Linked DNA regions of Homo sapiens: all the other regions are linked to region 4. A link is a contact called in ENCODE Hi-C or POLR2A ChIA-PET data. All regions are on one chromosome and are shown on one strand. Each heading gives the region's core, a stretch centred on a gene start or an enhancer-like site at or near the end of the contact. The rest is flanking DNA. Distances are from core to core; before and after follow the strand shown.

Region 1 (3,602 bases), core at 594-3,093, 4.2 Mb before region 4:
AAAACATGACTACCATAATCCAAATTTCTGATTTCTATACCAATTTAAATCACCAATTTACAAATTGTTCAGTTTTTTCCTTAAGAAACAAAAAAGCCAGTTTTTTTGAAGCTACTAAAAAATTTGACTGTTAAGACATGTAAATCCTTTTTGTGGCCCTAGTGCAAGTCACTTTATGACTGCTGACCTAAGTGCCTCATCTATAAAATGGGGATAATTAAACCTGTTCTATTTACTGCAAGGATCAACTGAGATATTAGGAGAAAAACAATTTAAAATGTCAAAAACCTACTAATGTACACAATAAGCATAGTGTCATTTACTTTTCCTTTCATTTTCAATCCATTTTTTTCCTTACGGGATTACAGAATTAATTTATGTAAAGTATAATATAACCCCCAGACAGCATCACAGAATCTAAACTATTCAAGCTCTTCTAATAAACAGCATTGAGCTAAAAACTTGGCGTAACAAAACAATTATAAATTCCAAATTTAATGCTAAATGACATTCACATTTCAGTAATTCGTTCTTCACTGCAGTGCATAAAGTTATAGAGCTATTAAAAGACGAGTTAATTATGAATAAACCGTTATTAAACACAAATAGTTGAAGAAATACACCTCAAATTAACAACAGCCACAAACATTGATTTGGTCCATGTAATGAGTATGAGCAGAACCGTAGAGGCAGGGAGTTCACTGTAAATCTACAAGATTTCAGTAATAAAACAGGAGAATATGGAGCAAAATAGCCTAGAGCAACAGAGAATATATGAGTTAATAAACGTTCTCAAAGTCGTGTAGATTTTAGCCTAAGAAGACAACAAAGGGAAGAAACCAAGGACTGAACGTCTATTTTCTTTGAAACTAATGGATTTTTTTTAAACTTACATTATTTCACACTAGATCCCCTACCAAGACTGCCATAAAGAAAAATTAAACCTCTATTCAGCTCAAAAGTTTACGTTTCAGGAACGTACTAACACCAGTAACCGTGAACATCAGGTGGTTTCTCTTTGTTGCTTATCGATGACACAGCTTTCTTCCCGACAGTCCACAACTAATTACAACCCAACTGCTTGCCTAATGGCCCGTTCCTACCTCCATCTAAACAGCAGTAACGAAACGGGCGTTCAAGCAGCACAAAGAGGGTCCTTGGTGACAGAGAGGGACGTCAGGGAGAGGGTCGCGGGGGTCTGGCTGCGCAGGGGAGAGGCTCGGGGCGACGAGCGGGGCTGGGCGGCTGGGGCCTGCTGGCCGCGTCCGTCGCCCCGAGCGGGGAGATTTCGGCGGGCCTCGGGGCGCTTTGGAGACCAGGGCCAGACGGTGCCTCCGGCCCGGCTGCCGGGAGACGCAGCGGTGGGGCCAGGCCCACTGTATCTCAAACGAACCGGGGAGGCGCTGAACAGCCACGGGCCGGCAGCCCGGGCCTCGCAGACACTGAGGAAAGGCTGGGGGCGCCCGGGGCCTGAAGGAGCAGGGCGCTGAGGGTCTGCATGGCCCCTCTGGGGGATCTGGCGGCGGAGTCGCAGCCGTCCCTGGGGCGCGGGGTAGTAGTGGCAATTGTGCGAGCCGACAGGAGCCCGCGTCTCGGGGAGGGCGGGCCGGCGGCTGAGGTATACAAGAGGATGAAGGTAGGCCGGAGGGGTGTCCCGGCCGCCTCTCGAACCCCTGCCTCCTTCACCTGCCACGAACACCACGAAGACCGCGCCGCTCCTTTTGGCCGTCGCGATGGCGGCCGGAATGGCGCCCTGGAACCACAGCATCGCTCCCTTCGGGCCCAGGCGCTCGCTCGGTGTGTAGTCTCCGCAGTCCCGAAGCCGGCTCCGCCCTCCGTCTTCGTCCGGCTCTGCGGCCCCCGCAACCTTGGCTGGTTCGGCCCCCACCTCCGGCTCCGCACAAGCGCGCACGCCCGTCAGCGGCACCCGGAGACGCGCGCTAGCGCGCGCGAGAACACCTCACGTCACAGTCGCAACCCGTCGGTGTCCGTGCCCCAGGACCTTCTCTCGTTGGCGAGTCGATGGTGCGGGCGCGCGCCCGCTAGGCCTCCGGTCGCGCAGTCCAGGAAGTGGAGGAAAGCGGTAAGAGGGATGACTAACCGCTAAGACACGTCGGCGGCGCCTGCAGTGAGGCATGATGGGAATTGTAGTCCACTTAGGCTTATTCGCCTCCATATTGTGGAGCATGTAACTGTGGGTTCTGAGGCACAGCTAAAGGGGGCAGTAGTGAGGGCCACTACACATTCTATAAAGGGGAGAGGGAGAAATAAGTGTCACTCCAACTGGCATATGCTATTCTCGGCCTCGTTGAGACTCTCAGTGTGGAGGAAATAGTCCTCGCATGGAACTAAATGGGCTTTGTCGGGATTAACTCCGAGGCTTTGATTTCTTCTGAACGTAGCCCAACCTTGCAGAAAAACGGGATAAAAACCGCAAGTCACCTTCTTTAATAACCTGTAGTCCATGTGCCTAAGCGGAGGAATTGGTAGAACGCAGGCCTTCAGCAATTTCCTAGACACTGGATAGAGATCATTTCAAAACTTCAAAACGCGTTAGGCTATTGCCACAGCTACTTTTTAAAGTAACACAAAGCAGAGAATAGATTATTTCTTTTCCAGCTACTTTCCATGGTAATACAAAAGAGACTAGATAGTGATTTATTTTCCAATTTTCTGGGAGAATGTCCTATAATCAAGATGTGGCGCTTTGTGATTGGCTGCCATTAAATGAAAACTGATCCATATTTAATACTTTCATGAAATCACATGGTCTGTAATAACTATTAGCTAAAGGCTTGCATGGTTTATTTAAAGTTGCATATACTATTATGTTAAATTCTACATCAATTAAATTTATCCTCCAGCAGTACATCTATCTGACAATCTTTGCAAGATAAAGGAAGTGATACATCTGAATATACCACCTTTCCTACAGATATTTTCCCTAAAAATAGCTAATTATTTGCACTCCGATTTTTGTACTTTTTTTCCCAATCAGGCCTCTCGTATATAGTGTTATTATAAACTGAGACATAATGCTGATTAGGGACAGTTGCTTCTATAGGACAACAATCCTACAGAAAAATTAGAATTGACCTTTAACATCAACTTTAATGGACTTCTGGAAATTTGATCAATCTAGAAATTATTCCAATAGAGCTATGTCTTTAATTATCTCTAATTTTAGAATTAAATAAGAATCCTTCATAGTTTTATATTCATTTGTCAAGTGTTTATCACTCATCTTTTATGAGCTAGGCATTGTGCCTGGCACTGATAAGGAGGTGAGGCAGTCAGAAGAAGGCCCTGTCTTTGTGACTGTACAGTCTAGTCAGGAAGACAGACATTGAATAAGTAATTATGAGTGATGATAAATGTCACAGAAGGGTAATTCAGAGTGCTACAGAAGTGTATGAGGATGGGACCGAACATGGGCTAGTGGAGTCAGAAAGGGCCTTCATGAGGAAATGACGTGTCGGGGAACTCTAGGTAGGTGAAGGAGAAGGCTATTCCACATGAGGCTCTGAAGCAAGCAAACACAGTGCACTTGCAGAACTAAAAAATGCCCAGTGTGGCTATAACATAGAAAGAGGAGTGTGGTA
Region 2 (3,737 bases), core at 1,058-3,557, 3.2 Mb before region 4:
GATGATTTAATGGATGAGCAGGGCAAAGGGTAATTGGTGGCATTCTGGATGGATGAAGGCCCTGTTAGTGGACCAAGGGGATATAGATGGTGAGCAGGCTTAGGGGTTATTGTGGGTTGGGAGGGAGCTGATAAATTCAGCTTTAAGGCCAGGCACAGTGGCTTATGCCTATAATTTCAGCAATTTAGGAGGCTGAAGTGGGAGGATCGCTTTAGTCCAAGAGTCTGAGATCAGCCTGGGCAACAGAGTGATACACTGTCTCTACAAAAAAAAAATAAAATTAGCCAGGCAGGTGTGGCTGTGGTCCCAGCTACTGGGGAGGCTAAGGTGAGAGGATCACTTCAGTGAATCTTATTACTGCACTTTAGACTGGGCAACAGAGTGAGACCCTGTGTATGAGCTCACATAGGCACGTGTTGGTCTGCCTCCAATTTTCCCTCCACTCAAAGGCAGTAAATACATAAATTTGGTTTTGTACCTATGCATATCATAGAGCCTGTGGGACATTCAAATGGAGGTAAGTAGTATATAGTATGTGGTCATAGCCATTTCTAGAGTCCAGAGGTACAGAAATTCATGAACTTTCCATATTTTTATTCTTATTTAATGTCTCCACTCTGTTCTTCTTCAGTAAAGCTAAACCCTTAAAATGGGCAGGACTTAGGAGGTTTTGAGGCAGAAATAGCAACAGCTAATACACTTTTTGTTACTTTTATAATTTATAGGACACTTTTTATAATCCAAATACCATCTTATCATTGCATCAGTCTGATGAGGGGTGGTGGATGAACTGTCACTGACATGAGGGTGATGATAATAATGAATAATAATTATAGATAACATATATGAACATTCACCATGCCAGGCTAGGCTCTGAGCACTTTACATTTATTAGCTTAGTTCATCCTCACAGTAGCCCTATAAGAGTTGCTTTTATCATCCCATTTTACAGATGAGTCAGCCAAGTTCCAGAGAGGTTGAGAAGTTTGTCCTAAGTCACAGCTAGAGAGGGGTGGAGCTAGGATTTGGACTCAGATGGCTGGGTGTGGCTCTAAAGCCTGTGTCAAGCCCCTCAGGGGTGGGGCTGTGGCCCATATTCATGCTCGTCAACCCCAGTTCCTGTGTTCTTTCTATTCTGTGACCACTGTCTTTCCAGGGGGTGGGGAATGTGGAGGAGGTTAACAATGGCATTTCATAGCCAGTGGTGGGAAGAAAGGGATCCCAGAAGAGGGTGGTGGAGGTATTGTCAGCAAGGAGCAGAGAGCTGTGGCATCCCTGGGGGCTGCAGCACCATGCAGCAGCAGCCATGTGCAGAGGAGTTTGTTTCGGGCTTGAACCCAGGGAGGTCAGTGTTCCTGTAGAGCCAGGCTGGAGACAGAGTGGCCAGACATGGGAGAGGGAGGGCAGCGCCATGGTCATCTGTGGCTGGATCTGAAATGGTTTGGGGAGAAGTAGCAAGTGATCCTGGACTACAGGAGCCAGGAGTTGGGGAGGGGTGGGTCTCCTTGCTGCAGGGGTGTCTGTGCTCCTGAGAGTCAGCTTAGAATCTCAGGGCCTGCTGAACTGGCACCACTAGTAGTGAGGATTCTGCCACACGGCAGGACTCACAGCCTTTGGGAGCCTGAGAACTACGGGCCAGGTGCCAGTCTTTGCCTTATTTGCTCTTAGTCTTTGCTGAGGGCCAGCTCACTGCTGGTGAGGAAAGGAGAAGCAGTCCCCAGTCCCAATCACTGGGCTGCTGACACGGCTGGACAGGGACACAGACATCGTTCCCAGAGGGGGTCCTTTGAGAGCAACCTGGGGTGCAGAGGGCAAGCCTTCCACAGGGCAGGGATTGAGTTCCTAGAGTCCTGTGAAGACCCAGCAGCTGATAGGAAGAACGGGGCAGTGCTTGAAAGAAAAGACATGAGCCAGAATATCACAAGCTGACATTTTGTTTATGCAAGCACTTATGTGGTGTTGGTTTCAAAGTCCTTTAAAATCGGGGACTTTAATGTCAAGTAATTGGCTCTTTATGGAAAGGTTTCCAGTTACAAATGGGGAGCAGGTGATCTCAGATTCCAGCCAAACTCAGTTAAAAGGCCAAGTCTTTGGTTTTCTGAAATCGAAGCTCTGGGGTCCCATGACATGCCTTCTTTCCTCTTGCCTGAGCTCATTAATGCACCTTTCTGTGTCATTTGCTGCTGTTGCCCACAGCCATGGTATTCCAGCAGCTCTCAGTGAATTTGATGAACGTCACCAGTGCTGTTTTGCTTTTATGTATTGACAAGTGTGCCTGATTGTGGTTTTTCAGAAGCCTGCTCTGTAGGCGTGGCTGTTGTGGTAGAGGAAGGGTAGTATCAGGGCAAGATTGCTGGAGAGGGAGGGGAGAAGCCCAAATCTTGCCCAGCCCTGCCAGTGTTCCCCCACGTGGGGTCTGCCCTTTGGAAGCACAGGAGGCCATGCACTTCTAGCCATGGCGACTGCCCAACTCCTGTGTGAGATGCTGCGAGGTCTCCAGAGTGACCTTGAAAGAGGTATTGTGAAATTCTTAAGAGCTTGAAGTAAAAAATTAAACTCTTACTTTTTTTTTTAAAGGTGCCATTTACTCTACTAGGAAGTAGAGTTGTGAAATTAAACACTGACAAGATGTTCTAAACCTACCCTGGAGGAGGTAAATTGCTATTTTGAGAGAAGGAGCCACGTCTACTAAAGTTCCCATGTTTCAGTCACTGTGGCTGCACAGAAAATCATCCCAAAACACAGTGGCCTAAAACAGCAGTAATCGCTCTTTATTGCTTATGGTTTCGGTGGGGCAGGAGTTTGGGAGCCCCTCATCTGGGTGGTTCTGGCCCAGGGTCCCTCATGGGGTTACAGTTGGAGGGTTGCTGGGGCTAGGGTCATCTCACAGGCTTCTTCCTCACATGGTGCCTGGTCAGGGAACCCTTGAACAACCGGGGGCTGGAACAGATGGGGCTGTTTGTCCATCTCTCTTCTCGTAGTCTTTCCACCTCATCCCTCTAGCATGGTGGCCTTGCAGTTGCCAGACGTCTTCAGTGATGGCTCTGGGCTCTAAAGGCACATGTCCCAAGAGCCAACCAGGTGGAAGCCGATTTGCCTTGTGTGACCCAGCCTCAGGAGGTGTGCTGCATCACTTTTGCCACATTCTCTCTTGGTCAAAGAAGTTGCAGAGGTCTGCCCAGGTTCAAGGGAAGGGAAACCAGACCCACTGTCAGTGACGGAATGTCAGGGTCACACTGAGAGAGATGCACATGGAATGGGAACCACATTGGCATAGCCATCTTCAGAAAAACAATCTGCTGCGCCCCAGGATGGGGAACTTGGTTGGAATTAACTTGTTATAACTGATGAGCTTTGGAATGAGGGTGTTAGAGAATCTGTACTAGGGATCTGATTTGTGTCTTCCATCTGGAGATGATCAGAATTGAAAGCAAAAAGTAAAGGATGTAGAGGTAGCTGGGCTCTTGACTGTTGATTCTTCTTTTCTGTGTGATGAAGGATAGAACTAGGACTGGAGAGACTCGGTACCTTGTGACCGAGGAAGGGACCTCGTGCCCAAAGTAGGAGGGAATCTCCAGGGGAAACAGAAGCTCAGGAACACATGAGTGGGTATCAAGAGGGTTCGTATTTGCTGTGGTGAGGGACTTTGGTCCTTATAGTGCCAGCATATCCTGGTCGTGATCAAAGGACTTTTCATTGAGTCCCCATGGCCCCTCCTGTTCTTTGGAAGTGAGGGG
Region 3 (3,537 bases), core at 42-2,541, 3.2 Mb after region 4:
TCCAGCTCTCTGGGTTTGCTTCCAGGAGGGCTTTCTGGTGTGATGTTGTCTACGTTTAACAGCTTTACTGAGGCATAATTGACACCCCATGATCGCTTCCGGTCCCTAACAGAACGGAAGGCAGGGCACCACCCCGCCTCCCCCCCCACCCCGTCCCCGGCAGGGCTTGACGTGGACACTGGGAGCCCACGCCTGGCAGCCAGACTCGCTCCCAGAGCCCTCGCTGGCCTGAACCAACACACTAGGGCCCACCGCGGCCGGCCCTGCAGCTGTGAGATCCTGGCAGGTCCCAGCCCCACTCCTGCGCTTCCGACGGGCTGCAGCCTCCGAGTACTGCCAGAGCCCAAGCAGTGTGAGTGGGCACCTGGCGGGACCCCCCGCCCCACGAATGCCGCGCGTGCTTGCCAGGCTGGGCGGCGGCGAGTGAGGAGCCCGCACCACCCGGCCCACACACGAGCCAACGTGGAGCGAGCCCTCCGCAGCCAGGTTGGGCCCGGGCCGCTGGACTCTCCAACCAACCCACGAAAGACAGAATATTTGGTGGGCACTCACGATTCTTAAGAATTGGCTCAATGTTTTATAACTCTTTCATTGGAGTATAATAAACATGGATGGGGGAAAATGCACCTCGTCTGATATTCTTTTCAAACAAGGAGGAAGCCATAAAGCCGCTCCGCAGGCCTCTGCAGACAGCCCAACATCTCTTCAATGCGGGGCTGCGGGGCACTGTCCCAAAGCCAGCCGCAGGGGTGAGGGGGTCGAGCAGGAAAGGAAAGCCTCGCTTTCCCTCTCGGTCCTGGTGGTGGGCGGCCCCCGCCGCCCTGGTCCCTGGAAGTGCAGCCCAGTAGGCTAGCGTCTAACTTCAGCGCCCCAGCGTGCAAGGTCAAGGCCTTTCCTCCCGCGCGGGCTGCGGGGACGTGGGCGGCTGGGACTTGGGGAGGAGGGGGTACGGACCCAGGCTCCAGAAGCGCCAGCCGCCGCGCCCCCTCACCGCGGCCCCCGCCAGGAGAGCCTCCCACGCCTCGGCTCCGCACTGCCGGTTGGTCCCCCACTCCCCTGAGGGCGGAATCACTTCCCAGTCGCTGGCTGCCCGCCTGCTAGCGGCCTCGCCACCGCAGCAGACCCAGGTCCCGCGCCCAGCACCCGCGGCGAACCCCGGCACTCCGGAGGCGGGGCCGAGGATCGGCGCGGGCGGCGACGGCAAGAGACGCCACGGGGGCGGGCCAGGGGCGGACCGGGGCGGGGCGGCGGCGGCGGACTGCGGAGACGCGGCGGCGCGCGGGGCGGCGCAGAGCGTTCTCGGCGCGGAGTGGAGCGGAGCGGGCTGGTGCTGGGGGCGCGGAGAGCGCTGTGCTGGCCGGGGCCGGGAGCGGGGCCGAGCGGGAGCGGAGTCGGGCGTCGGGCCCGGGGAGCCGGGGCCGGGCGGGGAGCAGCCATGGCACCGCGGAGGGTCGGGGCCCGCGCCGCTGCGGGCGGCCTGGGCGCCGAGTAGCCGGGCCGGGCCGGAGCGCGGGCGGCGGCGGAGGCAGCTGCGCCCGCGCCTCCTGCCCTCCCAGGCCCCGCGCCCCGCGCCCGGGCCCCGGCGATGGTGACACATGCGGCGGCGGCGCGCCGGCGGCAGGACCATGGTTGAGCGCGCCAGCAAGTTCGTGCTGGTGGTGGCGGGCTCGGTGTGCTTCATGCTCATCTTGTACCAGTACGCGGGCCCAGGACTGAGCCTGGGCGCGCCCGGCGGCCGCGCGCCGCCCGACGACCTGGACCTGTTCCCCACACCCGACCCCCACTACGAGAAGAAGTACTACTTCCCGGTCCGCGAGCTGGAGCGCTCGCTGCGCTTCGACATGAAGGGCGACGACGTGATCGTCTTCCTGCACATCCAGAAGACGGGCGGCACCACCTTCGGCCGCCACCTCGTGCAGAACGTACGCCTCGAGGTGCCGTGCGACTGCCGGCCCGGCCAGAAGAAGTGCACCTGCTACCGGCCCAACCGCCGCGAGACTTGGCTCTTCTCCCGCTTCTCCACCGGCTGGAGCTGCGGGCTGCACGCCGACTGGACCGAGCTCACCAACTGCGTGCCCGGCGTGCTGGACCGCCGCGACTCCGCCGCGCTGCGCACGCCCAGGTGAGCGCCCGGGCGGCGGGATCCTCGCGCAGCTGCGCCCCCGAGGCCGGGCCGTATGCCCGCCGTGCTGTACTGGGTCGGCCCTGCCTTCCCTACCCCCTTCTGCCCTCTTGGGGGCCCCCACTCGCCGGCACCCCTCCCGACCTGCCGAGCGCCCGAGGCTCCCAGCTCCTCTGGGTGAGCCGGCTGTCACCGCGCTTTCTGACCTCGCTCTCACTCTCTTCCTTGCCTTGTGCTGCCCTACTGCCGGCTTGACTGCGCAGCGCCCGGGTTTTCTCCAGGGTCCCCGCCCGCTGCCCTCGGGCCACCTTACCTGCTGTGCGCCGTGAGGTCTGGCCCGCCGGACTTGGGGACGCGGGCTTCTGGGTGTGTGCGTGGCCTACCTGGAGTGTTGGCTTCCCCGTGCCGCTTCGGTGCTGTGGTCCCAAAAGTGGAAGTGAGAGTAGTGAGGTGCCGCCCCTGTGCCTGGAGTGCCTGCCTTCAGAGGGTGGGGGAGCTGCCAGGGAAGGGGGCTGGCTCTGCCCGCCTGCCTGCCGGTGTGTGCAGGTAGAACAAAGGCCCTGTTGACCTGGGGCTGGGGGCGGGGAGGAGGCAGTACCGCCTGTCCTCCCAGTGGGGCCTGCCAGCCGAATTCTTCCAGGCACAGGCTTGCCTGGAGAGAGGAACAAAAGCCACCCGATGGGGGACCACCTTCCCCAGGAAGCTACCAGCCAGGTTGGGGGTAGTTGAGCTGGTCCAGGGAACCTGTGCTGCCACACCCCTTCTCTGGGGTCCCCCAGCCCCATGTCAGAGCTGAGCTGCGTGAGGACACAGAGCATGGGAGGGGTGCCGGGGCAGCTCTTCTGGGAAGCCGTTTGTAGGGGAACCTGGGGTGCTGCTGGGTTTCCAGCAGTTAAAGTTGGGGTTATTTTCCTCCTGTTCCTGTTGGTGCCCATTCGTCCTGCAGGGATGCCCTGCGGGGCCTTTCTCCCCAAAGTCTGGGCTGGGAAGGGCCAGGAGCAGGGCTTCTTGTCTGCCTTTTGTTTCTCTTCCAAATTTGCCTTAGGACTGAATTTGCAGACAGGCTGGTGGTAGGAGGCTGGGCGGTTGTAGGCGTGTTGGCTGGCACTCTTGGGTCCAGAGGCTGTAGGCTCTCAGGTGTGCCTGGGGAGCCTGGAAGGTCCAGCCAGCCTGGAGCTGAGCAGAGTCCGAGACACTGCTCCCCTGCACAGACCTCAATCCTTGCTCTGTGGTCTTTCTCAGGCTGTCAGGAAATTGGGGTCCTAGAGTTGGAGGGGCATCTTCCCACTTTTCTTTCTCCCCCCTCCCCCAACTGTACACACACACACCCACACACACACACACACTGCAGCTCCCAGCCTGGGAGGTGATGTTCTGAGCCTCTTACAGCCACATTCTACACTTGGCGGTCACAG
Region 4 (3,452 bases), core at 765-3,264:
TTTTCCTTTTTTTTTTTTGAGACGGAGTCTCGCTCTGCGCTCTGTCGCACAGGCTGGAGTGCAGTGGCGCCATCTCAGCTCACTGCAACCTCCGCCTCCCGGGTGCAAGCAATTCTCTGCCTCAGCCTCCCAAGTGGCTGGGATTACACGCGCCCGCTACCACGCCCGGCTAATTTTTGTATTTTCTACTAGAGACGAGGTTTCACCATCTTGGCCAAGCTGGTCTTGAACTCGTGACCTCGTGATCCACCCGCCTGGGCCTCCCAAAGTGCTGGGATTACAGGCGTGAGCCACCGCGCCCGGCCTCAATTCTTAACCTAGCTATCAATTGCAGTGTTAAAGAAAAACGCCTCAGTCCTAATGCACTTGGTCAAGAAAACACTGCACTACTGCAAAATGATCAAAGCAGCATTAAACTGTGGACTGCTGGATAAGTGCGGAGCTCTAGAGATGATGAAGGGGAGAGCATCTCTGCTCAGTAAAAGCTTTCATGGGCAGCGACTGAAAGAATGAGGCCCAGAGGAATTTCTAGGAACTTTCCAAGAGAGGAAATTCAAACCCGAGAACTCCCAAGAGGTGTCTCCCACACCCCTGTTCTCTGACCCTGCCATGGCCACCCTCCCCCGTCACAGGTCTCTGCGTGCCATGCACCTAGAGTCCACTTCGTCGCGACTCTCCAACACCTATTTTCTCCAGGAGCTGCTTCGGACCCGTTTGTTTTTTTTGTTTCGTTTTGTTTTGTTTTTCTGACAGCGACAGCCCTTGGGCAACGCTAATCATTCCAAGCAAATTCTGTCATGCCAAGACCTCCCTTAACAGCACGCGCCCACTTGTTTCCAACTCTCCTGCGAATTGGGCTTCGGGAGCCTCCGAAACCAAGGCTCGGAGATGTGGAGCGCACAGGGGAAGGGTCGAGCTGGGACCCACACCCGGCTCTTCCTCCCACACCGCCTGTTGAGCCCAAGGCTCAATTTCAACACAAAGCTCTCCTTCCCTCAATTCCTTCAACGACGGGTAACCTTCAACGAACACCTACCGGACCAGAACAGAGTGTACGAGCGGCGCGGGAAGGTGGCACAAAGGCATGGCCCAGAGGAGTGGCAGGAAGACTCAGCCGGGGCCCTCCACTCCCCAGCCTGCCCGGCCTGGGCAGAGCCGCCGGGCCGCCCGAGTCCTGGGGCTCGCGGAGGAACGGAGATGGCCTCCGCAGGGGCTCGCGGAAGCCCCCAGGGCGTCGGACCGTCTCACGCGCGCGTCCCGCGCCACTCACCTGTGGGACCCATAGCGTCGCCCGCTTCAGAGGTGGAAGCCGCCATTCCGCCACCGCGCCAAAACGTCGTCATCAAGCTGCGCGCAGAGCCACGCCCCGCGGCCGGGCGGGAAAAGCGCTTCTACCTCTTTGGGCCGTTACCTCAAAAGGTACGTGCGCAAAGCGAAGAAGGCCGGCCGGCCGGCCAGGGAGGGGAAATGGCGAGGCAGGAGTGCGGGGGGAGGGAGTGGTCCTTAGCTGAATGCGCCTGCGTTGTGGCGGCCTCTGGCGCCCCAAGGTAGGGCTCACGCACTTTCTCCCTAGCAAGGAATGCGCGTGCGCGTAAGCAGGGTTGTTGATTAGTGCCCCCCACCCCCCCCGAAGAGCGACCCCTAGTGGTGCACCGGTGCGGACCAGAAAATTGCACGCTTTCTTGAAACAGGTATTGACTGAGCGCCCAATGTATGCCTGGCACTGGGCTGGGTGCTGCCACCTAAGCGAGCACGACCAATGCAAGTCTATCAGGGACGCCCTGACCGCCAAGCAGCTGGCCCCTGCAGTCCGCCATGCCACTCCCGACGCCTAGCGCGCCGCTCAGCACACCGTGAGCGCCCACTAACTGTTGGGCTCCAATGACGCCGAGGAGGCGGCCCCGTCCCCGCGCTCCCGCCGCTCCCGCCAGGGCAGCCCGGGAGGCCAGACGCTGGCGCTGCAGGGAGAGGGCGGTGGGCGCATCCGCTAGGGGGCGCGGCGGGGCGGGGCGCACCTTTCGGCGGGCCTCGCGGATGGCGGCGCAGGGCGTAGGGCCTGGGCCGGGGTCGGCGGCGCCCCCGGGGCTGGAGGCGGCCCGGCAGAAGCTGGCGCTGCGGCGCAAGAAGGTGCTGAGCACCGAGGAGATGGAGCTGTACGAGCTGGCTCAGGCGGCGGGCGGCGGTATCGACCCCGACGTGTTCAAGTGAGCGGGGCGGGTGGGGGCCGCATGCTCGCCAGACACCCCCGACCTCTGCTCTCCGGGTACGCCCGGCCCGCTGGTCGGGAGGAGCCCCCGCTGCCCCCGCCCCCGTCCTTGTCCGGTCTTCAGGGAGGTGGCCGCGCCGGGCGGAGAGGGCTCACCGGCCCCGCGTCTGTCCCCGCCAGGATCCTGGTGGACCTGCTGAAGCTGAACGTGGCCCCCCTCGCCGTCTTCCAGATGCTCAAGTCCATGTGTGCCGGGCAGAGGCTAGCGAGCGAGCCCCAGGACCCTGCGGCCGTGTCTCTGCCCACGTCGAGCGTGCCCGAGACCCGAGGTCAGAGCTGGGCCCGCTGTCCCTGCCCCAGTGGCGGGGGTGGCGGGCGGGGAGGGGGCAGGCGCGGCACAGCGGCGGCGTGGCCCTGAGTGGCCAGGCCTGTCTGTCGGTCGGTCTAGGCCCAGCACCTGCAGGGCCCATCCGTGGGCTCTGCTCCTGGGCTTCGCTGCCAGCCTTAGGAGGCACGTCCAGGTCAGGTGGACGCAGAGTGCGTGCCCCAGGGTGGTCCAGGCTGGGTAGGGCTCCTCCGCTTAGCTCCTCCCCACCTCTTCACTCAGGCCTTCATCCTACAAAGTCGGGAATCAAGACGGTTTGGGGCTGGGCGCCGTGGCTCACGCCTATAATCTTTGGGACCCCACGGCGGGAGGATCCTTTGAGGCCATGAGTTTGAGACCAGTCTGGGTGACAGGGTGAGATCCTGTCTCTAAATGTTTTTCAAAAGACAGTCTCGATCTCTGTCCTGTGGTATACAGCATCCAGGGAAGTGCCCAGGGAGCAGGGCAGGCAGACGTCTTCCTGCCTTTACCCCACCTGGGCCCAGTTCCTGCCTCTGATGATTGCAGGAAGAGAGTTAGACGCGGAACTCCCAGGGTGCAGAGGCCTGCGGGGTCTGAAGGGCCTCCTCCCTCTCCAGTGTGGTGACTGGGCTGAGGAGATGCTGGGACTGAGAGTGTCATGGTGGAGCCTCCGTCCCTGCTCATCCTCTCCGCATGTTGCTTCTGCTCCCGATGGCTCTCTCTGAAATGCAGCACAACCTCCCAGGCCAATGGAAGGAGGCCCAGAGCTGGCTCCCTGCCTGGAAGCAGGAGGAGACCCTCACAGGCATCATGAGAAGGCGTGGAAAGCAGGCTGCCTTCATGGGGGAAGTGCCAGGGCCTGGGCACCCACGCCCGCTGACCCAAGAGGGCCCGGGCACC
Region 5 (3,769 bases), core at 17-2,516, 3.5 Mb after region 4:
TGTTGGAGCCCTGAAGAATGCTGTATTTATGAGAAAGAGGAGGTATAATGGAGCTTGACATAGGAGTAGAAGCAGGAGACAGCCTGGTTCTAGAGGCCAAGGGAAGACATGAGGAGGAATTACTACTGGTCAGTAAGCTAAACAAGATGAGATCTAAGTGAGGACCGATGGGTTTGAAGTTGAGTAGGTGTTGGCAACTTTTGGGGAGCAGTCTGAGAAGAGTGGCAACTCCAAAAGGGATAAGGACTGCCTAGGCAGAGAGGAGGCTGAAGTCTATCACAGGAGTCACTCTTTAGAAGTTTGAGAATGAAGGCATGAAGGTGGAAAAGGAAAGTGGCTTGAAGAGGAGGAGTATCTGAGACTCATCCCTGGGCTATAGCCAGGAGCTACTCTCTTCTAACCAAGCAGTTGTCTTACACAGCTGTGCATGATAGGAAGAGGGGGGTTTGAGCCCCATTTATTTCCTAACTAATCACAAAACTCCAGGCCTAAATTACCATCTGGTAAGGGAAGAGGGAGACTTAATCTCTTATCAGACACAAATGTGGCCTCAAAAGATATGGCTAAGTCTTCTACAGGTGCATAAACTCCAACCCTGAACCCCAAGCAAAATGACAAAATAAAACTGCCCCCTTCAGCTCCTTTATAATCCGGAAAGCGCGCGCAGGTGCGCCCCGGCCGCCCAGAGCCCTGCGCCCTGCCGGCCTGCTTTCACAGAGCCGCGCCCGCGCTGCGCCTGGCGGCTCCCGCCGCGCGTAGGCTGTGCCGACCGCGGTTCCCGGTGGGGACACCGAGTCCCACTCGCGGCATAGGGAGGCGGGCACCGTCACGACACTGGCCCGGCCCGCGGATCCCTTGGCCGCCGCAGTTGGCCTCCATTACCCTTTCCCGCGCCGCGCCTCCCCGCGGGGAAAATGAAACCCAGTGCCCTCAGGTTAAGGCATAGGGTGGGATCCACTGTCTTCTCACTTAGCCAAGAGAAAAGGCAGAACCGACTTCAGACAGCAAAGGGGTGTGTTGCCCTGGCCGGGTCGCCTGCGGCCCCGCCCCGGCGCTCTCCACCTCCTTCGCGGCCCGCCCTCCTGACTCCGGCGACTACATTTCCCACAGGACGCCGCGGCTCAGAGGGGCGGGCCCGTCCGCTCTCCCGCTCACGACCACCGGCGACTGGCTGACTCGGCAGGGGGCGGGGCCTGCGCCAGCCAATAGACGGGAGGCTCGTTACGGCGGCGGAAGCAGCGGCGCTGGAGTGAGGGGTGGGGGGCAGAGTGCTAGCTCCCCGGCGGTGGCTGCGGGTCCGGAGCCTGGGGACGTCGGCCCCACAGACGGAGAGCGCGCGGGAGCGAGCTCAAGGCGGCGCGGCGGCCACTGGGCGCAGCACCCAGGTAATGGCGGGACGGGCGCCCGGGAGGGAAGGGGAGGAGACGAGGGGGCGGGGCGGCTGAGCCGGGCTGCAGCGTCCGTCCCGTTGCGCGTCCCCGGGGAAGGGCAGAGGATCCTCGTCTCCTGCGGCTCGGACCGCGGCTCTTTCGCGAGCTGGTCACGGCGGTTGGGCCGGCGACAGGGGCTGGGTGTCCTGTGGCGAGGAAGGGAGAGGCACCGGGAGGGGTGGGCTGACCCGGGCGTGGGGGCGTGGCGGACGTGGGCCTTGGCGGGGAAGCAGAGCGGCCGGGGGAGCGCGGGCGGGCGGGCGGGCGGGCGGCCGGCCCAGGGAGTTTGGCTCCTGGAGCAGTTTAAAGTGACTCTCCACATCCGGGCCCTGCGCCCGCCGCTTTCAGACCCTGGCTGAGGCGGGGCCTCCCCGCTCCCCGCCCCCTTCGCCGGGGGCGCCTGTCTTCCTCTGCCATTGGCTCAGCCTCGAGGGGTTTGGGCTGCCCCGGCCAGGCTCGCGCCTGATTGGCTGGCAGTCGGCGGGAGGGTGGGGCGGGCTCTGAACGTGCAGGTCGCTGTGGATTGGTCCTGGGCCTCCACTGACGCGTCGGGCGTGGGGCCAATGGGCGGGCGGGGGAGGCAGGGGCAGGTTCGGGGGAAGAGGACTGCGAGCACAGCGGCGGCCGGGTGGCGGGGGTGAGTGGGGCCAGCGGGGCTGGACAGCAGCGGGCCCCGGGCGCCGCCGCCGCGATCCCTCCCCGCGCCCGCCGAGCACATCGCCGCCGCCGAGATGGGCCCTCCGCGGCACCCCCAGGCCGGCGAGATAGAAGCGGGCGGTGCGGGCGGCGGGCGGCGGCTACAGGTAAAGAGGCACAGTGCTCGTCTTGTGGTCGGGTCCCCAGATCGCCCGTCCGCACCCCCACCCCGGAGACGGGGGTCTCACACTCCGAGGTGTCTGGAAACCGGCGTCCTCCGGTCTCAGCGGGGGCTTCGCGGTGGGGTGGGGTTGCGGGCGAATCGGGAGATCGCTTGGCTCCTGAGGGAAAAGTGGGGGGCGATTTTAGGGAAGATGGAGAAGGTGTAGGGTCCTCTGGCTCTGTGAGGGGATCTGTGGAAGAGAAGGAAAAGGAAATCCGTAAATGGAGGCCTTTGCCGAAAAGCATTGGAGAATTCCTTTTGCATCGGGTCTGGATGTAAGATATCGGATCTTTTCTTAGGGCTGGATATCTTCCTCCGAATGTTCCTATGACATACTAATCACAGTTCTGTTCACCTTGGTGTGAGATTTGAGTGTTTCAAAGAGACATGCCATTTTCCATAAAACTTTACACAGAGAAATACACATGCATTGTGGTAATACCTGTCATGTGACTCTTGTACAGGATTCAATGGTGATTTTTTTAGCATAGCAATCCACAAGTATTTATGGAGGGTCATAGTACCCGCCAGCTCCGTATAAACAATATTTGTAGAAAACTTAGGTAGTTTAGATAATGTCTGCATTTATATTGATCCCAAGTTATTGTTTTTAAATAAATGATGCAGCATTTGCTTTTCCAAGGGACTATCTCATAGGTACTAAAGATGCTTTAATTTCTCAGTATTGATTCAGATCTCAGAATCTAGTAATAACCATATAACTGTATGTACTACAGGTGGAAATGAGTTCTCAACAGTTTCCTCGGTTAGGAGCCCCTTCTACCGGGCTGAGCCAGGCCCCTTCTCAGATTGCAAACAGTGGTTCTGCTGGATTGATAAACCCAGCTGCTACAGGTGAGATATGTAATATTCTAATATATTTTTTCCTACTTTAAGAATATTACCAGTTTTCTAACTTAAAAATTAGCAGATTCTTCTAGGATTTTAGTAAATTCTTGTTTCTTGAATTTGAAGAAAGGGTATATTACTATTCTAATTTAAACAAGGCTTTTTTTCCTTCCTGTTTTAACCACTTCATTCACATAGAGTACACATGCAACTTATAGCAAAGCGTGCCTGTAAGAACTGTTTTTGAAATGCATTAATATATTCTTGTTTAATTAATGTCCAGGAGTATAGCATTAGTGCTGTGAGGGAGCCCAGAGGTGTTTAAGGAACAGATCTTGTCTTTTAGGGGTTTATTATCTAGGAAAAGAAGTGGAAAACAAAGGATATGCGGTTTCCCTATGGTGTCTGTGGGGGATTGTTTCCAGGACCCACCTTAGATACCAAAATCCATGATGCTCCACTTTCTGATGTAAAATGGTATAGTGTTTGCATATTACCTATACCTATCCTCCAGTATATTTTAAATCATCTCTAGATTACTTGTAATACCTCCTACAATGTAAATGGTATGTAAATAGTTGTTATACTGTATTGCTAAGGGAATAATGACAAGAGAAAAAAGTCTGTATGT
Region 6 (3,977 bases), core at 341-2,840, 3.4 Mb before region 4:
ATTATTCAAATGTTAAGTATAGAATTTAAATGAAGAAAACCTATGTAATAACTCTGTAAAGAAATAAATGTTTTTCTTTTTTAGCTTAAAAGGCCTGGCAGAGCTTAACAGTGCCTTGCAGTTTAATTCATCATAAATTTTAAAAACACAAAAACACCGCATCTGAAGCAAAATATTTATCACGTGATATACGTTTACCGTTAATTCAGAACACTAAATCCAACAACGCAATGACCAACTTTTTTTCTGCGTATCGATTTACCCTCAAATTTGCGGACAGTAAAAACAGACAACTAGTACTTACATTTTTGTTGAATTTGGTGAAAGAATGGTGCATATAAAACCTGTGCATATAAACAATCGCAGTGTTTATTGTAAGCTGAGAGCTGGAACGTAATATTTAGGAAATATCTGACAAAAGCAAGATCTCATTCCCAGAACAATTTTGATGGAAAATTCCCAGGTTCTTTTCCAATACCTCCCATTCAAATCCAAACCCCAAACTGGAAATAAAGAAATAAATGCCCGCGGGGGGTGGGGCGGCAGGAAGAGAATAGGCTTGACGCCAAATAAATGGGAATAAGAACTGCTGATCTTTTCACTCTAACAGCGCTGAGGGCCCTGGAACTATTTATCAATGGCTACGACTAACTAAACTCAAAATGAAACAGTTGAAACGCGCGCGCACACACCCATACAAAACCACGCCAAGAACATAAAGAACTCCAGTACGCTCCCAAGGTAGAAGAGAGCCGCCATCAAGCCGGCGACGAGAGCCGGGAAAGGCTGCGGCAAACACTTAGGCCTTTCAGCATCGCTAACCCTCCTACCTCTCAAACCCTTCGGGGTCAGGGACAAGTCCAGGGAGCCGCCCCTTTTCTGCAATAATCCCTAAAATTCCTCTTTCGCCTGAGCCACACTCCCAACCCCCGCCGCCACCACCACGCGCTGCCCCAAACAGATTACACAACGCAGGCTCCTGGCCCGCATTCCTGGGGTCCTATCTCCTCCTCCCTTCCTCTGCTGACCCCTCGCGACTGCCCGAGCCGGAACATTACTTCCCTGACCGCGGCGCCGAGGCCCAGCGAAGGCCGAGGCCGGCGGCGCCATGTTCGCGGGGCACCAGGCCCGGCGACCGGGCAAGGGAAACAGGGCGTGAGCGGCGGCGAACAGAAAAGGATACACATTGAGACGCTGTCCCATCTCCTGGATGAGGTTGGCCGCCTGCTGGCGGCACGAGAGCTCTTTATCCGCCTCCACTCCGCAGCGGCGGCTCGGCGTGTTCTCCAGCTGTTCCCGAGTAAAGAACCAGCGAGAAGAAGCTCCACGGCCCGACGCCATGACACTTCCTCCTCCGCCCGCTCCTTCATTCACCCCCCGCCCCTCCTGGCTCGCGGACTCCCCGCCAAGGCGCGCGACCCCGCCCCACTCCGCTCGCCGTAGACCACGCACCACCCTTTTTCACCACCGCCTCCGCCCTTGCGCATGCGCGGGGCCCGCTCTACCGACTCGCCCTAGTCTTTTGCTTTCTTTTTCTGCCCTCGGCCTCGCTCTTGCGCACGGGACCACAATGCTCCGCGCCGCTTGTCATTGGGAGGCGCCGAAGGTGGAGAGGTCGGCTCGGAAGGAAAAGGTCGGCGCAGCGCATGCCGGGTCTAGGGTTGGCGGGGCGAAGGGGTGGGGAGGGAAGGGGCGGGGAGGGGAGGGGAGGGGAAAGTGGGAGAGGGTGGACTCTGGCCGGTGTGAAGAGAGGCGGTCGGGCGGCTGCGCTGTGGGGGCCTGGGCGTGTACTTCGGAGGCCCGTCGGGCGCTTCCTTTAGACGGGAGGTCTAGCGGCCCTTTAAAAAGAGAAAAATAACCTTCACTGTCGCAGCCTCACGCCACTACTTCCATTTTCCTTTTGGGCGGGTCCGCGCAGTCTCGTAGGCGTGCGACTCCGGCCTCCGCCACCAACAGTCTCCGCCTAGCGCGCGGCTCTGGCGTTGAGCTGGCGGGGAAAGAGTGCACAGGAAGTCACGCTCCATGGCTGTCCGCACCTGAGTGCTTTTTTCACCCTACATTATCTTGTTTAAATCCCAGACCACTTGGTTTATTTTTATTTTTTCAAATTACTTGGCAAACGCTATCCAACTAGCAACGAGAAATTGAATTTCTAAATGAGGTGTTGAATCTAGACGGGGCGTGTTTTCAGGCTGCGCTGTGGTTTCTGCGAGACAAGGTTGGGGAGAATCAGATAGTGCAGGAGGAACTGAGTTAAAATTTTATCTTTAGGATTTGATGTGGGAACATCCCACATACCTGTTGATTAACTCCTGTATTTCTTCCTGTAAGAAAATGCCACTGAGCTTCACTCGGAGTTTGTGTTGTGAATAGGGTTTCTAAGTTTAAAGTCTTAACTATTTGGAGGCCGGGCACGGTGGCTCACGCCTGTAATCTCAGCACTTGGGGAGGTCCAGTGGGCCGATCACTTGAGGTCAGGAGTTCGAGGGCAAGGGCAACATGGCGATACCCCGTCTCTACCAAAAATACAAAAATTAGCCAGGTTTGGTGGCGCGCCTGTAGTCCCAGCTACTCCCGAGGCTGAAGTGGGAGGATGGCTTGAGCCCAGGAGGTGGAGGCTGCGGTGAGCTAGATCTCGCTGCTGCACCCCAGCTTGGGCGATAGTGCAAGACCTTGTCTCGAAAATAAAAAATAAAGTAATATCTATTTGCCAAAGACCATGGAGGCAAGTGATTGTTATGGGGCTCCCACGCTCAGCATACTGCATTGCACAAGAATATTGATTATAGTAGGCAGTTTTTGTAACAGTTGCTATTTCATACTCACTTCCCTTGCTTTACGTTTTATGTTGCTTACAATTTCTGGAATAGATTGATTTAAAGCAACATTTTAAAAGTGCAAACCCTTGGCCAGGTGCAGTGTTTCCCGGCTGTAATCCCAGCACTTTGGGAGGCCAAAGTGTTCTAGACCAGCCTGGGCAACATAATGAGACCCCACCTCTACAAAAGTTTTTTAAAAAATTAGCTGGATGTGGTGGCGTCTGTAGTCCTAGCTCCTTGGGAGTATCGCTTCAACCTGAGAGGTGAGGTTGCACCCCAGCCTGGGTGACAGAGTGAGATCCTGTCACACACACACACAAATAAAAGAAGTGCCCATCCTCAACATCCATTCATGATAAAAACTCAGCAAACTGGGAATAAAGGAGAACTTCCTCAACTTGATAAAGAGCATCTACAAAAATTCTGCAGCTAACAATAGATTGTTTCTGTTGTGAGAAACTACATTCTTTCCACCTAAAGTCTGACACAAGGCAAGCATGTCCCCTCTCACCAGTCTTTTCAACGTGGTACTGGGTGTTCTAGCTAACAAGAAAAGTAAATTAAAAGTATATACATATTGGGAAGGAAGACATAAAACTTCTTCTGTAAAATTTTAGGATATAAGGTTGAATACAAAAGTCAGTTTTCCTATACACCAGCAATGAACAATTGGAATTTATAATTTAAAAATGCCATTTACAATAGTACCGTCTCCCAAAGTAATACAGGTTGAGTATCACGTATCTGAAATGCTTGAGACCAGATGTGTTTTGGATTTCAGGTTTTTTTAGGTTTTGAAATATTTGAATTATAAACTTAGCCATTGAGCATCCTAATCCAAAAATTCTAAATCTGAAATGCGCCAATGAACATTTCCTTTGAATGTCATGTGGGGGCTTGAAGTTTTGGGTTTTGGAGTGTTTCTGATTCTCAGATTTAGGGATACTCAACCTGTACTTAGATATGGATCTAGGCAGGGCGCAGTGGTTCACACCTATACTCCCAGCACTTTGGGAGGCCAAGGTGGGAGATTGCTTGAGGCCAGGAGTTCAATACCAGCCTGGCCAACATGGGGAAACCTTGTCTCTACTAAAAATACAAAAATTAGCTGGGTGCGGTAGTGCATGCCTGTAATCCCAGCTTCTTGGGAGGCTGGGA
Region 7 (3,859 bases), core at 1,055-3,554, 4.0 Mb after region 4:
AGGGCTCTAAGCCCCCAGTCTACAGCTCTGATGGTGCCAGGCTATTTATATTATGCGGCCTCTTGCTCCCTGACATGTTCAGCAGATGGCAGTGTCTTCAGAGTGTCTCCAAATAAATCTTACATTCACTTAGGGAATGCAGCGTCTCTGGGTTATCTGTTAAGGGAGGAAGCATTGTGGACTGCTGCAAGTTTGCCTCTCCATTCTTCTGTCATTAGCACCCTTGGTGTGGGAAACAGCCTATCTTCTGGGTGCCTCCCTACCACCGCCATGGGCCAACTGTACTGGGGTGGGGTGTGATGGGTAAGGAGATGGCAGTCCTGAAAATGTAAGGCAGCCAAGACTCAGAAAGACACATCTGTGCCACTACAGAATTTCTCTACCAGGATCCAGGAGGGACAGCCAGCTGGTAGGAAGGAGCTCTGGGAACTCTCCGTAAGCTGTGTTTACACTGACAACCACACTGCTTTAACTAAGGCTCTGTATTCATTTGAAAGACTTGTCCTGTCTCACTAAATTGTTGGCTTTCTGAGTACAAAAATTAGATCTGATGCTTCTTTGCAGGCTTCTAGAGCTAAGAACATTGTTGTGTGTCCAGAGTGTTTCTATCCTTTCTCCAAACCACCAGTACAGTTAGTTTTAACGCTAAAATTCAGTAATTTTCATCCGGCAATTGCATTGTTTATAACCCAACCACTTTCCTGACTGTTGGACTTACATCTCTGGTGAAACTAAAAGGTTCTCTTCCACTGAACCTCCGCCTGGAATTTTGATCTATTAATCCTGCTCCATTTACACAGGTGTACTCTCACCTTCTCTTTAGAAGAGGGCTTAGAGCCTTGATATCTTCTATCAAGTGATTCGGTTTCGGGCATTGCTAATTCTTTGTTCTTTTGATTCTCAAGACTGCCTGAGAAGATGTCATTCCCACAGCTGAAAAGAAGGAATTTGGATTCAATGCTGTTTCCACCACTTCGGAAAGGAATATCCATGAACTCTCTTGCAGGAAAATGGGAATTTCCAGAGAGAAACCACTTCTCCCCTTTCTTCTCTTCCCACGTCCTCTTCAGGAGCCTATAATTGGGCTCTGCCAGCATACTCTGACTGGCTAACGAAGGGTCAGATATCTGCAGTAGTAACAAAAGGCTCTTTTTCTACATGTCTACACCTCCTGGGGAGTCTTTGCTTAAACCTCTACTGGCCCTCCTCCGATCCAAAGGCAAGAATGTTCCCCTCTCTGTCCAAGACTAAAATGAACAAGTAAGGAAATGGATTTTACTCAGCCTATTGCAATAGGGAGAGCACTCCAGATATGATCAGTGTCTTGGCAGCGTAGTTTTGACTTTTATAGGGAGGAAGGTGGGATGATTGACAGTTGGGATTGTTTTGCAATCAGGAGAAGTTTCAGTCAGGTGAACAGGAAATGTTCTCTGTGTCTAACAAGTTGGGGGGAGGAGAGTTCTAATCTCAACTAATCACTCGATATCATCAGCGGGAATTTGGAAGGTCTGTTTGGCTTTATTAACAGGCTCAGAATAAAGGGGAAAGGTCTCTGGCCTTGTCACAGGCAAACAAGGGGGTCATCTGCACGCGTTTTATCTGAGTCACATGGAGACGGGTGGTTCTTTACAGTGTGCCGTTCCAGAAACACAAATAGATGAGGGGGTTTCTTAATCACCGCTGTTTTCCAGGAACACAGGGCTCAGGTAAAGTTCAACTTCACCTTCCTCCGGTGTTTCATCAGGGGAACCCTTCTGGAAGCAAAGACGTGTACTTCTTACTGTTGGCTAAATGGCTTCTTAACAAGGAAATTAAATCGTTGTTTAGAATGAAAGAGAGGAAGACGCCGGGAGAGGAGGCGCTGTGGATCGCGCCAGTTAGTAACGCATCACAGCTCGCGGGCGTCATACTACAAGTCCCAGTGAGCAACGCCCGCTTTCTTGCCTACTGCGGGCGGGAACCAGGCGCCTCTGGGCCTGACGGGAAAGACAGTGGTTTGGCTGAATGACGGAAAAGTCATTTGAGCAGGTCTTCATTTTTCGGAAGAGTATCTCAAAAGCTCTTCAAACAAGGCACGGACACAGAATCTAGGAAATGATAAAGAATCAATGATAACGTTATTACCACGGGGGTCAGACCAGGATCCACCCGAGGAAGGTATTTAACTAAAGCCCGAGTTCCAGCTCAATTTTCCCAGGAGTCTCCTTTCCGGCCGTGCCTGGCGTCATTGCTGTTGCGTCTTCTCATTGGCCGGTTGACGGGTTGCGGCGCCTGCGCGCTGCATTCCTTTGAGGGTCGTGGGCAGACGCCATTTTGGCCCCAGCGGTGCTTCTAGGAAGTAGAACGCCGGCTCGCATGCCTGCCCGCCCGCCAGCCTGCCGGGTACGGCCTTTTCCGCCGGGGCTTCCAGGTCAAAGAATTCGCCTTTGCCGCTACCGCTTTCTTACCCTCCGCACCCGTTAAGTTCTCCGGTCGGGCGGCAGTCTCTGAACACTTAGCCGCGCCATCCGGGGTCACACCGCCTGGAAGGAGGTGACGGGGGCGGCGCGGGGCGCGGACACTCCCCGCTGAGAGTCCGCCTGCCATGGACTCGGAATATTACAGCGGCGACCAGTCAGGTGGGGCAGGGACCTGGGGGACCGGGCTGGGAGGCGGAGCAGTTACTCGGCGGGGCTTGGCCTGGCACCCCGCGGGTGGGGGCAAGGAGGCCCCCCGAAACCTTCCCTCCCGCGACCCGGCCCGAGGAGGGCAAGAGCCCTCTGACCAGCTGCAAGCGTCGAAGCTAGAACGTTGGAGAGGGGATTCTGGTGGGAAAGCTTTCTTCTGAATCGGCGAAGGTTTTTGCTGAAATTGGGAAGTCACTTTCATATGTTAAGCTCCTATTGTGTGCAGGGAAGGAGAGGTGTCTTCTGTTAAGAGAGTTTTCAGTAGTTGAGTAGTTGGAGAATCCAAGGGGCGTTGGGGCGGGGGATCCTTCCTAGACTTTTCACTGCTAGTTAGGAGTGGTTTAATCTTGCTTGCAACACCGGACGTAAGTGCAGGACCCATGTTTCAGTTGCATGCATAGAGTAAGGAATGCGCTTCTGGCACTTACTGGTGGTTTTTGTGCCTTTCCTCCACCTTGAGATCGTTCCTCTTCCTCCTCACCGAAGTTTGGTCTCCTTTCTTTACTGTTTGTTTATTCTGTAAGCTGTTACTGGGGCCCACTCTGCTGGCACGGTGCTTGGCACCTGAGATTAAGGATAAGTGAGGCAGAACCTGGTGTGGGAAACACGTCGCATTTGCTTTCCCTTTGTGTGCTAGTCCTGTTGGGGCGTTCTGTTACAAAAGTTCTTAAATACACCATAAATAAATACACCCTCTATGTACCCACAAAAATTGAAAATTAAAAAGAAAACTTGAGTGCTTAAATAATTGTTTAAGCGTTAAGCCCTTTACTGTTTTGAGTTCATTGCTTTTCCTTACGTAGGACAGTGAATTCTAATGACTGCAAAGCGTTTTCCAGGCATGCACTGCTTAAAAACACTTTCCTAAGCCAGGTGCGGTGGATTATGCCTGTAATCCCAGCACTTTGGGAGGCGTAGGCGGCCGATGGCTTGAGCCCAGGAGTTCGAGACCAGCCTGGGCAACATAGTGAGACCAACACCACCCCCACCCCCCATGCCCGTACCCCACCCCCCTACGCCCCTACCCCACCCCCCTACTTCGTCTCTACAAAAAAATGCAAAAATTAGCCGAGTGTGGTGGCATACACCTGTAGTCCCAGTTACTCAGGAGGCTGAAGTGGGAGGATCCTTTGAGCCCTGAGCCCGGGAGGCAGAGGTTGCAGTGAGCGGAAGTTGCACCACTGCACTCCAAG

The links. Hi-C counts contacts between places; a loop is a spot of excess contacts on that map. ChIA-PET counts read pairs that join two places held with the same protein, here RNA polymerase II (POLR2A). Pooled maps may share reads with other maps.
Region 1: a loop to region 4 is called in a map of CD8-positive, alpha-beta T cell, with 10 times the contacts of the local background. The contact joins the promoter of UBXN4 here to the promoter of MZT2A in region 4. A Hi-C loop is called at or near these places in 1 of 168 maps with a recorded cell type or tissue (CD8-positive, alpha-beta T cell), 1 of 37 single-sample maps with no recorded cell type and 12 of 50 pooled maps.
Region 2: a loop to region 4 is called in a pooled map, with 2.5 times the contacts of the local background. The contact joins the enhancer-like site here to the promoter of MZT2A in region 4. A Hi-C loop is called at or near these places in 1 of 50 pooled maps. POLR2A ChIA-PET finds 5 or more read pairs at or near these places in 2 of 52 experiments (activated CD4-positive, alpha-beta T cell and naive thymus-derived CD8-positive, alpha-beta T cell).
Region 3: a loop to region 4 is called in a map of CD4-positive, alpha-beta T cell, with 12 times the contacts of the local background. The contact joins the promoter of HS6ST1 here to the promoter of MZT2A in region 4. A Hi-C loop is called at or near these places in 2 of 168 maps with a recorded cell type or tissue (CD4-positive, alpha-beta T cell and psoas muscle) and 9 of 50 pooled maps.
Region 5: a map of CD8-positive, alpha-beta T cell shows a loop between it and region 4 (17-fold over the local background). The contact joins the promoter of SAP130 here to the promoter of MZT2A in region 4. A Hi-C loop is called at or near these places in 5 of 168 maps with a recorded cell type or tissue (CD4-positive, alpha-beta memory T cell, CD8-positive, alpha-beta T cell, OCI-LY7 and 1 more) and 10 of 50 pooled maps. POLR2A ChIA-PET finds 5 or more read pairs at or near these places in 1 of 52 experiments (H1).
Region 6: a map of B cell shows a loop between it and region 4 (28-fold over the local background). The contact joins the promoter of CCNT2-AS1 here to the promoter of MZT2A in region 4. A Hi-C loop is called at or near these places in 3 of 168 maps with a recorded cell type or tissue (B cell, GM12878 and sigmoid colon), 5 of 37 single-sample maps with no recorded cell type and 22 of 50 pooled maps. POLR2A ChIA-PET finds 5 or more read pairs at or near these places in 2 of 52 experiments (CD4-positive, alpha-beta T cell and CD4-positive, alpha-beta memory T cell).
Region 7: a loop to region 4 is called in a map of ascending aorta, with 9 times the contacts of the local background. The contact joins the promoter of IWS1 here to the promoter of MZT2A in region 4. A Hi-C loop is called at or near these places in 3 of 168 maps with a recorded cell type or tissue (CD8-positive, alpha-beta T cell, ascending aorta and naive thymus-derived CD4-positive, alpha-beta T cell) and 6 of 50 pooled maps. POLR2A ChIA-PET finds 5 or more read pairs at or near these places in 1 of 52 experiments (activated B cell).

Annotation. Positions count from the first base shown.
Region 1 is chr2:135,740,096-135,743,697 of GRCh38, reverse strand. It overlaps UBXN4 (UBX domain protein 4), which reads right to left and starts at 1,843. Exons shown (of 13, transcript NM_014607.4): 1 at 1,687-1,843. The coding sequence starts at 1,768. It overlaps LOC107985946 (a long non-coding RNA gene), which reads left to right and starts at 1,054. Exons shown (of 1, transcript NR_163478.1): 1 at 1,054-2,869. RefSeq lists a silencer at 1,256-1,305 and enhancers at 602-1,377, 1,706-1,765, 2,096-2,225.
Region 2 is chr2:134,669,086-134,672,822 of GRCh38, reverse strand. All of the region lies in intron 2 of TMEM163 (transmembrane protein 163), which reads left to right. Among named protein-coding and RNA genes, the nearest start is that of TMEM163, 48 kb to the left of the region's middle. Within about 2 kb of position 2,307, at least 9 of the 41 ENCODE cell types and tissues checked have a DNase peak (open chromatin) inside an H3K27ac peak, as active enhancers do.
Region 3 is chr2:128,316,622-128,320,158 of GRCh38, reverse strand. It overlaps HS6ST1 (heparan sulfate 6-O-sulfotransferase 1), which reads left to right and starts at 1,291. Exons shown (of 2, transcript NM_004807.3): 1 at 1,291-2,122. The coding sequence starts at 1,596. RefSeq lists silencers at 949-1,358, 2,053-2,282 and an enhancer at 3,284-3,433.
Region 4 is chr2:131,490,959-131,494,410 of GRCh38, reverse strand. MZT2A (mitotic spindle organizing protein 2A) reads left to right here and starts at 2,014. Exons shown (of 3, transcript NM_001085365.2): 1 at 2,014-2,204; 2 at 2,387-2,535. The coding sequence starts at 2,035. MIR4784 (microRNA 4784) reads left to right here and starts at 3,175; the gene lies at 3,175-3,251. It also overlaps the pseudogene SMPD4BP. RefSeq lists silencers at 1,074-1,263, 1,784-2,293 and enhancers at 1,096-1,889, 1,890-2,683.
Region 5 is chr2:128,025,556-128,029,324 of GRCh38, reverse strand. It overlaps SAP130 (Sin3A associated protein 130), which reads left to right and starts at 1,266. Exons shown (of 21, transcript NM_001330301.2): 1 at 1,266-1,385; 2 at 3,027-3,144. The coding sequence starts at 3,033. RefSeq lists silencers at 579-728, 979-1,498, 1,599-1,938, 1,999-2,288.
Region 6 is chr2:134,916,219-134,920,195 of GRCh38, reverse strand. CCNT2-AS1 (CCNT2 antisense RNA 1) reads left to right here and starts at 1,590. Exons shown (of 5, transcript NR_036549.1): 1 at 1,590-1,633. It overlaps CCNT2 (cyclin T2), which reads right to left and starts at 1,374. Exons shown (of 9, transcript NM_058241.3): 1 at 1,184-1,374; 2 at 305-386. The coding sequence starts at 1,341. RefSeq lists enhancers at 775-864, 1,075-1,344, 1,495-1,654, 1,732-2,405, 2,415-2,464 and a silencer at 1,665-1,734.
Region 7 is chr2:127,524,934-127,528,792 of GRCh38, reverse strand. It overlaps IWS1 (interacts with SUPT6H, CTD assembly factor 1), which reads left to right and starts at 2,304. Exons shown (of 14, transcript NM_017969.3): 1 at 2,304-2,618. The coding sequence starts at 2,585. RefSeq lists enhancers at 1,705-1,774, 2,015-2,064, 2,325-2,384, 2,915-2,974, 2,985-3,064 and 1 more and silencers at 1,810-1,983, 2,625-2,734.